Regions from separate parts of the Homo sapiens genome. Here all the other regions are linked to region 1. Evidence: chromatin contacts called from ENCODE Hi-C or POLR2A ChIA-PET data. All regions are on one chromosome and are shown on one strand. The core of a region is the stretch at or near the end of the contact, and the rest is flanking DNA. Distances in the headings are between cores, read along the strand shown.

Region 1 (4,089 bases), core at 628-3,127:
ACAGCGCTTGACACTGTCAATCTTCCAGATGCCAGCCCTCTCCCAGGGCTATGTGCACCAGCTATGTGCAAAGTGGTGTGTCGGGGGAGGTGGCAAAGTGCAAAATCAAGAGGCCCTCAGTTTCTCTCTGGGCCTTGGTTTCCTAATCTGTAAAATGAGGAGTTGAACTAGAAACTCCAGGTTCAAAGGTACCTCCAGCCACAAAGTTCTGAGCATCTATGACTCCAGGACATTGAGAATCTTGTTAGGAAGCAAGACAATTATACATAAAAAGTGCACGCAACCATAACAACACAGACCATACCACAAGACAGTCATTAATTTCCAAATGAACAACCAGAGAGTGAGTTCTACAGACATTCAGAGCATCCTATAAGCCAGGAAGACTCACTAGAAGAAAAAAAGATGTGAACTGGTCTTCAAGAATGGGTAGGAACTGAATAGAGAGAGAGGAAAGGAGAAGGATTCACCAAGGCAAAGGAAATGACAGGAGGGAAGAAAGGGTGGGATTTGCCACAAGGATTACTGAGTAAGACCATAAAATAGGCAAGGCCAAAAGAACCTAGGCCACACTGCGAAGCGGTAGCAAAAAGTACATGAGCAGATCTGAATCTGAACCCATCTGGCTTCTTGGTAACCTGGTAACCTATGGCCTTAATCCCCACATTGAAAGGATGTTGTAAAATAAGTGATGGAGTAAGTAAAATACCTAAAGGAGTTCCTGGCACACAGTAGGTGCTCAATAAAGAGGAAAGTGTTCAGCTGGGTGCGGCGGCTCATGCCTGTAATCCCAGCATTTTGGGAGGCTGAGGCAGGTGGATCACTTGAGGTCAGGTCAGGAGTTCGAGAGCAGCCTGGCCAACATGGTGAAACCACACCTTTACTAAAAATACAAAAATTAGCCGGGCCTGGTGGCGGATGCCTGTAATCCCAGCTACTTGGGAGGCTGAGGCAGGAGAATTGCTCGAACCCAAAAGGCGGAGGCTGCAGTGAGCAGAGATCACGCCACTGCACTGCAGCTTGGGCAACGGAGTGGGACTCCATCTCAAAAAAAAAAAAAAGAAAAAAAAAAAGGGTAAGTCTTTAGGACCAGTGTGGTGGCTCACCTGTAATCCCAACACTTTGGGATGCTGAGGTGGGAAGTCTGCTTGAGGTCAGGAGTTTGAGACCAGTCTAGGCAACATAGCGAGACCCTGTCTCTCTCTCTCTCTATATATATATCTATATATACATAGAAACTAAGAAGGTGTTCAATCAATAGTAGCTAATAGCAGCAACATAGATTTTCCATCTTGTGTGTTTGTTACAACACCAAACAACCTTATCTGTAACATTCTTCTACCCTCCATGGTGAGCCTTGCATTCCCTTGTTTCCTAAACATCACAGGCTCTTTAAGTGCAGGAATCATCTTATCCCTACCATCTAGGTTTAAATGTTGTTTAAAGCACAAGAAATATTGAACTGAACAAGTAGTGTATGACAGTGGATTCTAGTCAGCCCCCAAACGCAAACAGCCAAGCTAGCAATGGTGCAGATTTACCATTCCAGAGGCCAGAGGGAGTGCCACTGCTCAAACAGAAACAGAGGGATCCTGCACCCACTCCTTGCTTCCCAGGTTGAACACCCTGATGAAAAAGAGTTTCTTTGGATTTCTGACTGGGAACACAAGCTTGATTACCAGTGTCCCTGCTGAGAGCCTAGACGCTAATATACAAACCAGTCTTATGATTGGAACCTTAAAGGCATCTGCAAACCACAGAGTTAATTTTCAGGGTACGCCTCATCGCTCAAGTCAACATTTCCTTTTGGTATTTAAAGTAACCACACAGAAAGAATCACATTTGAGCAGATTTTGTGCTCCAGCTGCCTGCAGTCTGCAGCAAAAGAAAAACAAAACATAAAGATGATTCACCAGATTTGGTCCCAGCAGCTCCCTTGATACTAAATTGGTGAGCAACTCTATGTGTGCCCAGATCATTAATTTTCACAGGGAGCAGGCGTGACTGTGCGACAGGTCTGCCTCCCATTTAAAGCATGTGACTTCCTGAACCCAATTCCCCTTGTCCATGCCTACACATGATAAACACAATTAAAAAAAAAAAAAAACCATAGAATGCTTCTATTTCTTTGCCAAGCAGTGGTCAATGAGTATTTGCTGAATGACCACCATGTACCTGGAACACATTCGGACCACTGCAATGGACAGACACCACTTGCCCCATTCTAGTCTCTTCCTCACTAGTTCATCTACCACACCACAGCAGCACTAACCATTTGCTGGTCATGTCATTACTTGCTTAAAAGTCTTCAGTAGCAACCAACTGTCAATGGGACAACATCCTAGCTTCTATTCTTCTAATAATCTGGCTTCTACCTACACCTTTAATGTTTTCACAGTTTTTCAACCTCTACCCCAAAGAACGGCTGCTCCCTGTGTGCTCCCTGCCTCTGGCTCTTTGTTCCTGATGCTCCTTTTACCAGCTCCTCCCCATCATTTGAGGCTTCTGCTTCCAGGCACACTTCAATGCCACTTCTTCCACCAAGTCTTCCCAGAACTGCATTTTCTAGAAAGATGGATCTTAAAGTTTGGTTGTGTGTGTGTTTTTTTCCTTTTTTAACCAACAGTATCTTTGGTGGAGAGCCTGATGAAAGCCATGAAACCCTCTCTAGAAAAATATACATGCCCACAGAATGACACATGCAATTTCATGGAGTCCTTGAAGCCAGTCCACGGACCCAGATTGAAACTCACTGATAAAGATCTCTATCTGAGTAATAAGTCATTCACTCAAATATTCACTGAGAATCTACCAGTCTTAGGAGCTGTGCTGCTGCTAGAGACACAAAAACGATGTCACAATCATCTCCTCAAGTAATTCACAGGCTAATGGGAAACATGCGTCATCACACTGTGATAACTGCTTTAAGAGAAACATAAGATGAAGTAGAAACTTCAAGAAGGCATAACATGAATCTATTATCTCCCAAACTAGGATAAAAGTTCCCTGACAAAATTTTTGAGTAGTATTATAATATCTAGAATAGTGCTATGTGCATGCACGCGCACACACACACAGAGTACGTAATTAGTATTTGTGCAAAGACAGAATGGAATCAATAAGATGATAAGAGCAAGTATAGGCACAGTCCCCACTGCCGTCACCCACATACACCAGAAACTCTTCAGATATAGTTAAAATGGTCCCACTGTGGACCAACCGTGCTATACAAATTATCCCAAGCTGCGTGCGGTGGCTCACATCTGTAATCCCAGCACTTTGGCAGGCAGAGGCAGGTGGATTGCTTGAGGTCAGGAGGTCGAGACCAGGCTGGCCAACACAGTGAAACCTCATCTCTACTAAAAATACAAAAATTATCTGGGCATGGTGATGCACACCTGTAATCCCAGTTACTCAGGTGGCTGAGGCACGAGAATTGCTTGAACCCGGGAGGCAGAGATTGCAGTGAGCCAAGATTGCACCACTGCACTCCAGCCTGGGTGACAGAGTGAGACTTTATATCAAAAAAAGAGAAAAAAAATCCCAGCCTAATTCATGGCTCTTTTCATCCTGAACGGGTTCAATCTCTGCCCCTATGGAGGAAAGGTACCATAAGATACTATATACTTTACACGAGCCCCAAATAGTTTCTTTTCACCAAGAAACACTGTAAAGTAACCACATCCCTTTGTTTGGAGACTTTCTGTACAGATTTGATTCACCTGCCACCCCTTCCTGGGTGGTCAACAGATACTTCTAGAGGAGTACAAAAGAGCCAATGCTTCATTAGTAGGAGACAGAGCTTTCAAAGGTCACATAGTTGAAGAAAATAATTAAGTAATTTGGGGTTGGGAAATGTGATTCTCTTTATAAAAGCCAACTTGGTAGAGCATGTCTTGCAACTGGACTTATTGGGTTGTGCTGGAACTCTTCCCTAATTTGTCACTTCTGCCTTGGCTGTAGCTTAGAAGTGATGTCTAAGAATCACTAACACGGCCGGGCGCAGTGGCTCACGTCTGTAATCCCAGCACTCTGGGAGGCCGAGGCAGGCAGATAACTTGAAGTCAGGGGTTCAAGACCATCCTGGCC
Region 2 (4,089 bases), core at 626-3,125, 480 kb before region 1:
AGGCAGAGAAAGGCCTCCCTGCCTTAGTCTTGGCCTTCATCTTCTTAACTAATGAAAAGAAGCTGGGTGCTTGCTTTGGCAGCACATACACCAAAATTGGAACAATATACAGAAGATTAGCATGGCCCCTGCACAAGAATGACACTCAAATTTGTGTTCTGTATTAAAAAAAAAAAAAAAAAAAAAAAAGGCTGGGCATGGTGGTTCATGCTTGTAATCCCAGCACTTTGGGAGGCCGAGGCGGGTGGATCACCTGAGGTTAGGAGTTCGAGACCAGCCTGGCCAACATGATGAAACCCCGTATCTACTGAAAAAAATACAAAAAATTAGCCGAGTGTGGTGGCATGCACCTGTAATCCCAGCTACTTGAGAGGCTGAGGCAGGAGAATCGCTTTGAACCTGGAAGGCGGAGGCTGCAGTGAGCCGAGATTGCGCCACTGCACTCCAGCCTCGGCAACAAGAGTGAAACTCCGTCTCAAAAGAAAAAAAAAAAAGTTGGGAAAAACATGGTTCTCCAGGGCCGTGGCAAGCCAGGCTTCTGCACTACTGCCAAGAGGAGTGAACTTGAGCTGCTTTTCGTTTCCTCCACACAACATGGTGAGGAGCCAAAGGAAGACAGTGATCTAAGTCATTCCCCACCTTCAGGCGGCACCATCCCTGTTTTCAAATCCCTAACTGCCTCACTCCCCTAAAGCATTTTTTCCCCGCTGGAAACAGACTGGAACACAATTAAGCAATGTTGATCACTGCTTCAGTCAAAAGTGGTCTGAAGGGAAAAGCTGATGTGTTTTGTCCCCCAAAAGGGATAGATGGCCTCAAAGGAAAATGTCGCATTTGGATTAGATTTGTGGTAGGGGAGGAGTGACCTGCCAAGGGCTCCTTGAATAAACAAAACTGTTCCTCAAAGGGCTTTGGGTGGAGGTCATCAAAGCAAGTTCACAGAAAGATCCTCCTCCCTGGTAACTCTCCAGAGATGGCTGACTCTTTGCTTACATAGGTAGCTCAGGGGTCCCACTTGAAGTCAGTTGCCCAGAATAAGCCAGAGCCTGCCCCCTCAAGAATTCAGGAATGTGGTTTCCAATGCAAATAAAGGCTAAATTGTAGAAACAGTGCTGGAGTGTGTTCAAGCCCTCCCTCTAGGTCCTCTGAGTCATTTGGAAATGGTTAACAAACAGGTTGGACACCTGGGTTGATTACTGCTGAAGGGGATTTCCACACAAACCCTATACTGTAAAATCATCCTCTTGCCTTCCCAAAGCAATTCAGTTCCACTTTCTAGATCGAATGTGCCTTAAAGATTCCAAATGTCCTAAATCAGATCCTAGGGTTCCTAAATTAGAGCAGCAACTGCTGCTGACACAAAGAAACAAGGAGCCAAGCAACTTTGTGCTTAAAAAAAAAAAAAAAAAAAGTTTATTTTAAATTAAGAGGAACAGATGTCCAATGTTTCAAAAAGCCACACATTTGTGGATTTGGCTGACAAACTCTCTAAGCTGCATTTTATTTCTGTTCCCATAGAGTCAGCTAGCCACTTGCAACTGACTCACTTCTCTCTGGGCCACAGTTTGGGCCAGTCTCCTGACTACAGAATTAGAATCCAGATATCAAATGAATCCAGGGTGCTTGGGTGGAGAGCAGGTGTTAAAAGCCATCTAAAACCACCCCTTCCCTGCTTTAATTTAGGAGTATCAACACCCACACAGCAAACTGCAAGGCTAGTGGGTCAAAGAGAATGAGCAAACAGTTGGCACCTGCCAATCCCAGCACCACGCAATTTTAAAGGCAATGAGTAAGCAGCTGTCTGGAACAGGTTTTTGTATAATCCTTCTTAAGAGTACTGGTTAAATATGCAAATACACACAGGTTATTTGCTGCAATTCAAGGCCTCGCCCCCAAGGCAAATGCATTACCTCAGGTGAACTCTTGGCCTTGTTGGGAAGGGATAGGATCCCTAGCTCCTGTCCACCAGACACTAATGACTCAGTTGCTTCTAAAGTTTAAAATACATGATGTGCTTTCTCTTCTTGTTGTCTTTGAGAATAAATAAATTTACCTTCAGACACAAGGGTTTTGTGTGTAGTATCTCATTTACGTTGTGTAAATACTGGAGAGGATTCAATAAATGTTAGAGATAAAATGTTACTTGGCTTTTCAAAAACTTTAAACTCCTGCTTAGTTTTAATTTTTTGTAGCACCTCAAAAAATTATTTATGAATAAAATGAAGCAGTTGTTTGTATTTTTTAATAGAAATGAGACTCTTAGGTCTATTGAGGAAGATCTTGCATGCCATCAATTTTTTCATGGTTCAAAACCTATTTACCCAGCAAATCTCACTGTATTTTCTAGACTGACCTTGTAACAAGTATTAAAAGCTGATACTCCCTTTTCTCCTCTTTCCTTCCAGATGTTTTAGTATTTATATATATATTTTTTGAGGCAGGGTCTGTGTCACTCAGGCTGGAGTGCAGTGACACAATCACGGCTCACTAATGAGGTGATCCACCTCAGCCTGGGACTATAGGCACATACTGTCACACTTGGCTAACTTTTAAATATTTTGTAGGGAGGTCTCATTATGTTGTCCAGGCTGGTCTCGAACTCCTGGGCTCAGGAGTGATTTGCCTGCCTTGGCCTACCAAAGTGCTAGAATTACAGGCATGAGCAACCATGATAACCAATATTCTTTATAATGAAAATAAATTAGAAAATGGTCAATATTTTCAGGTGGGAAAGTTAAAAAACTGTTTTTGGTTTTAAATTCTTCGGTAAATTTTTCACTTATCAAAAGTTTGACAGAGTATCTGCTAGAAAACCAGAGCACATATGCTAAGAAAGCATTTTAAAATATATCTTTGTTTCTGGAGGAGTGAATGCAATGTTGTGAAATTCTTGCATGTGTATCAGATGCTCACTTTTTTTTTTTTTTTTTTTTTTTTTTTGCGAGATGGTGTCTTGCTCTGTTGCCCAGGCTGGAGTGCAGTGGCACGATCTCAGGTCACTGCAACGTCTGCCTTCCGGGTTCAAGTGACTCTCCTGCCTGTTTCCCGAGTAGCTGAGATTACAGGCATACGCCACCACGCCTGGCTAATTTTTGTATTTTTAGTAGAGATAGGGTTTCACCATGCTGGCCAGGCTGGTCTTGAACTCCTGACCTCAAGTGATCCTGTCTTGGCCTCCCAAAAGGCTGGGATGACAGGCGTGAGCCACTGTGCCTGGCCTCAGTCTTTCATTGGGAATGCCCAGCATGGTGGCTCACACCTGTCATCCCAGCACTTTGGGAGGCCACGGCAGGATCGCTCGAGCCTGGGAATTCAAGACTGGCCTGGGCAAAATATTGAGACCCTGTCTTTACAAAAAATTAAAAAATTACCCAGGTATGGTGGTTCATGCTGGTCCTTGCCAGGGAGGCTGAGGTAGGAGAATTTCTTGAGCCTGGGAGGTCAAGGCTGTAAAGAGCCATGACTGTGCCACCACACTCCAGCCTGGGTGACACAGTAAAACCTCACTCTCAAAAAAAAAAAAAAAAAAAAAAAAAAGCTGGGGTGGTGGAGGTGGATAACTTTTATTGCTGTACTTTTACTGAACTCTTTTTTGTTTGTTTGTTTTGAGACGGAGTTTCACTCTTGTTGCCCAGGCTGGAGTGCAATGGCAAGATCTCGGCTCACTGCAACCTCTGCCTCCTGGGTTCAAGCGATTCCTGCCTCAGCCTCCCGAGTAGCTGGGATTACAGGCATGTGCCACCGTGCCTGCTACATTTTTGTATTTTTAGTAGAGATGTGATTTCGCCATGTTGGTTAGGCTGGTCTCGAACTCAGGTGATCTGCCCACCTTGGCCTCCCAAAGTGCTGGGATTACAGGCGTGAGCCACCATGCCCGGCCCTATTTATTGAACTCTTGGCCTAAAAGGGATCCTCCTGCCTTGGCCTCCCAAAGTATTAGGATTATAAGCATGAGCCACTGCACCCAGCCTATTTCAGTACTTTACATGTTACCAGATTTATTCCTTAGGTAAACTGTCCTTCTATCTCTTTTATTTTTATAGATGAAAGAAACTGAGGCTCTTTTAAACTTTCTCAGGTCACAAACAA
Region 3 (4,089 bases), core at 746-3,245, 420 kb before region 1:
GCTGGTCTGGAACTTCCGACCTCAGGTGATCCGCTCACCTCGGCCTCCCAAAGTGCTGGGATTACAGGCGTGAGCCACCATGCCCAGCCACAAAACTATTTTCTTTTTTCTTCTTTTTTTTTTGGAGACTGAGTCTCTCTCCATCACCCAGGCTGGAGTGCAGTGGTGGGATCTCGGCTCACTAAAATGTACGCCTCCCGGGTTCAAGCGATTCTCCTGCCTCAGCCTCCTGAGTAGCTGGGACTACCGGAGCTCTCCAACATGCCTGAGTAATTTTTGTATTTTTAGTAGAGACGGTGTTTCACCATCTTGGCCAGGCTGGTCTAGAGCTCCTGACTTTGTGATCCGTCCCCCTCAGCCTCCCAAAGTGCTGGGATTACAGGCCTGAGCCAACGCGCCAAGCCCAAAACTATTTTCTACTCCAATGTGCAAAGCAACCTAACAAGAAAAACCTTAAATATTTATTCTTTTTTTCCCTGCTAATGACTGGACTGCATTAACCTCGTATTTTCATTTGAAAATCATCTTGTTTCAATGATAATTGCTTTGTCATCAAAACAAATAATTTTTTTAAATTTAGTTTGATGACTGACAGCATGGCTAAAACATAAACAATTTCAAACTTCATTATTGTATATTTTTTCCTGTGAGGAATAACTAGCTTCCACATTTTTTAGAATGTTTTTCTTATTTTGTTACAAAAGTGTAAGCCGAATAAAAGAAATTTTTAGGAGGTCGAGTTTAAAAGTTTTCACTAAATTAATTAATTAACTAATTAATTAATTATTTTTGAGACAAAGTTCACTCTGTCACCCAGGCTGGAGTGTAGTGGCACGATCTCGGCTCACTGCATCCTCTGCCTCCCTGGTTCAAGCAATTCTCTTGCCTCAGCCTCCTGAGTAGCAGGATTACAGGCACCTGCCACCATGCCCCACTAATTTTTGTATTTTTAGTAGAGATGGGGTTTCACCATGTTGGCCAAGCTGGTCTCAAACTCCTGACCTCAGGTGATCCACCCGCCTCAGCCTCCCAAAATGCTGGGATTACAGTCGTGAGCCATTGTGCCCAGCCTAAATTTATTTTTTAGATAAGTAAGTCTAGCTAAAGGTGACAAGGCTAAATACAGAAATGCGCATGTAAAAAGAAATGCACTTGGGAATGTATGTTGAGAAGACAAGTTTCCCACTGGCCATTCATTTAACAGCTTGCATCACATTGCAACTATCTTTCCTTGTTGATAATATGGGAATGAGTTAAAGAAATAGAAGAAATTAAAAGGGAGAAAGATTAAAGTCTGCGAGTGAGGTGGCAAAAGAGTTCAAAATAAAGTAAATGCTTCTAGAGAAAGCAAGTAAAAGGGGGCACGAAGAATTCCACTATAAATCATGCTAAGTGTGCTTAGACATCACAACTCCAGAATTACTCTAAGTGCTACCTTTTCTTGATGAACAAAGTGCAAGTAAGTGACCTTTGGTACCGACACCTAACTGTGCGAATAGTCAAAATATCCTGTAACAGAATCCATCAAGACCACTTAAAATTGCTTAATTTTGATGGTACTTTGTGATAAAATCATGAGCCAACTGTGAAAGACTATCTACCAGGCCCGCCTTTTCAAAAACTAAACATTATTGGGTGTGGTTGGTTGATTATGAAAAGAGAAACTACACTAATTCTTGGTAGTTTTGACAACGCCTTTAATGATAAAGAAGTGTGTTTAACATGTGTCTCTCATGTTCACTATGGTAAAGTTGATCAGTTTAACTCTTTGCAAACAAGCAAGAGATCCTGCAAGCAGGAAGCTTTTCTGTGGAACTCCTGACGCAACACAAACCATAACAGTTACTGCAAAGCTTAATGCAAACCCTCTAGAGTCCACGCTGACAAATTCTTTAACAAGCCCTGTGGTTACAGGGAAGCTGGTTTCACTGTGACTCACTCCTGCTCAAACAGTTTACTGGAAATGAAGGGGAGGGGGAATTTTCAGAGAAGTCATGTGATGGCCAGACAAACCACAACCAGTAAAGGTTCATCAGAGTCAAAAACAGGTCCCAGCAACAACTGACACCCAGAGTCTTCAAATGGTACTAAAGTGTATGAAAATGTGTCCTGTTTAGTTTCAGATCATCTACACCATAAACTCTTTCATGAATCTGTGTATGTAAAGGAAAAACTTCACAGCAGGAAAAACCAGCAGGCATTGACATGGTGTAGGCAACTGCAACCGCACACACTTCATAGGAAAATGTGCTTAAAAGAGAATAGCATTAGTGGAATGCCAAAGCACTTTCGTGAGTATTTAAATAATCTTATCAATTCCTTTCCCATAGTCTTTAAACTCAAATGATCAAACACATATTCTATCATTATCAAAAGAATCCTTCACTTTGACCCTATAGTTTGAAAAGGGATGTTCGCTAGATAAATGTCTATTTTGTTTTACTGCATTAAAAAAAAGGCATTGGCCATAAGAATGAGAACTACCATTACAACTAATAAACTGTTTTTTGGTTTTATATTTTCACTAGTAAAATAATGTAAATAACTCAAAACTTCTGAATAGGACAAAGATCCTATTAAGCTAAAAAATAAGATTTTTTTCAGCCTTAAATTTAATAGAAATTAGTAAGGTAAAAGATACTAGTATTAAAACTTAATTTGGGGATTTAGCTTCAACATACAGAGTAGGTAGCAATTATTGATTATTAATTACATTAATTACTATAGTCCTAAATAGAACCTAAAAATGTTCCCTTAAAAAAAGATTAAATTCAGAAACTATAAAATAGCCTTTGAGGAAATATTCAACCTAAAATGGTCGGCAGACTCATGAACGATACTCAACAGAAAGACAAGCTAATTGATATGAAAATAGAGGAAAAAAACTGATATTCTTTTTTATCTTTTTTTTTTTTTTTTTTGAGATGGAATCTCACTCTGTCACCTAGGCTGGAGTGCAGTGGTGTGATCTCAGCTCACTGCAACCTCTGCCTCTCGGGTTCAAGCGATTCTCGTTCCTCAGCCTCCCAAGTAGCTGGGATTACACATGCCTGCCATCATGCCCAGCTAATTTTTGTATTTTTAGTACAAAAAATTTTGTATTTTTACAAGGTTTCACCATGTTGGTCAGGCTGGTCTTTAGCCCCTGACCTCAAATGATCCACCTGCCTTGGCCTCCCAAAGTGCTGGGATTACAGGCATGAGTCATCATGCCAGGCCCCGATATTCTTTGAAAAGGTGAAGTTTTAAGACTTTTACATTTCTGATTTAATTTTAAATTTCCTATTCTGATAGCAATAATAAGAAGTAGGAAATTTCACATAGTCAGCAACCTAACACTGTGAGAAAGAATCCAAGTAGCAGGTCATTAAAACAGATGACATTTAGGAAAGTAAACTTATTCAAAACATATTCTTGTAAGTAAATATGTACCACAACGTTTCTACTCTATTGTGTAAGCTTTAAATACAAAAATACCACAACCACTCCCGGACTCCTCCATTATTTCAGTAATACTGGCTGCCCTAATTTTTCAGGATACATCATGCAAATAAGTTCTTTTATTTTTCAAATTATTTTATTCCTAAAGTATCTTTAATTTTTCTTTTTGGTTATACAGCTTATAGAATAAACAAGTCACAAGAATCTTCATTTGTTTCTAAAGTATATAATTTTACAAAAGTTGTTTTACTCAATGTGAATTAAAATTTGCAAGTCTAAAAAAATAAAAAAATTTTAAAAAGTAAAAAAATTTGCAAGTCATTTAACTTGGTGTCTTTTATATTATCTTCAGATGACAATTGCTCTCAGATGACTATTAAACTCAAAGATGCAATACAGTTAAATCTTCCTTTCTTTGTAAAATTACTGTTGTTCAATTACATTTTACAGCAAAATAAGACTGAATATTAATGGACATGTTTCATGTAATGCTACACTTTTTCTTACTGTTATTTCATCATCTATTCAAAGTATCCACTGCATGAGTAGTATGTGTAACAGTAGGCAGGCATTGTTGAAAATACAAACATTTTTAAGCCCCCTTCTTAAGGAGTTTAGACTCCTGGAGAGATAAGAAAAGTCTATAAA

Evidence for each region. A loop is a pair of places that touch in the nucleus more often than their neighbours do. ChIA-PET counts read pairs that join two places held with the same protein, here RNA polymerase II (POLR2A). Pooled maps may share reads with other maps.
Region 2: a loop to region 1 is called in a pooled map, with 4 times the contacts of the local background. The contact joins two enhancer-like sites. A Hi-C loop is called at or near these places in 1 of 168 maps with a recorded cell type or tissue (ascending aorta), 3 of 37 single-sample maps with no recorded cell type and 8 of 50 pooled maps. POLR2A ChIA-PET finds 5 or more read pairs at or near these places in 3 of 52 experiments (HEK293, activated B cell and activated naive CD4-positive, alpha-beta T cell).
Region 3: a map of chondrocyte shows a loop between it and region 1 (2.4-fold over the local background). The contact joins two enhancer-like sites. A Hi-C loop is called at or near these places in 1 of 168 maps with a recorded cell type or tissue (chondrocyte), 2 of 37 single-sample maps with no recorded cell type and 8 of 50 pooled maps. POLR2A ChIA-PET finds 5 or more read pairs at or near these places in 1 of 52 experiments (GM12878).

Annotation. Positions count from the first base shown.
Region 1 is chr17:59,360,284-59,364,372 of GRCh38, reverse strand. The region is part of intron 2 of YPEL2 (yippee like 2); the gene reads right to left. Among named protein-coding and RNA genes, the nearest start is that of MIR4729, 3.8 kb to the left of the region's middle. Within about 2 kb of position 1,877, at least 9 of the 41 ENCODE cell types and tissues checked have a DNase peak (open chromatin) inside an H3K27ac peak, as active enhancers do; they include GM12878, where a contact is called at or near this core.
Region 2 is chr17:59,843,522-59,847,610 of GRCh38, reverse strand. It overlaps the pseudogene RNU6-450P. Among named protein-coding and RNA genes, the nearest start is that of MIR21, 4.3 kb to the right of the region's middle. RefSeq lists a silencer at 1-45 and an enhancer at 84-1,072. Within about 2 kb of position 1,875, at least 36 of the 41 ENCODE cell types and tissues checked have a DNase peak (open chromatin) inside an H3K27ac peak, as active enhancers do.
Region 3 is chr17:59,784,522-59,788,610 of GRCh38, reverse strand. All of the region lies in intron 7 of VMP1 (vacuole membrane protein 1), which reads right to left. Among named protein-coding and RNA genes, the nearest start is that of MIR21, 55 kb to the left of the region's middle. RefSeq lists an enhancer at 1,691-2,170. Within about 2 kb of position 1,995, at least 30 of the 41 ENCODE cell types and tissues checked have a DNase peak (open chromatin) inside an H3K27ac peak, as active enhancers do; they include GM12878, where a contact is called at or near this core.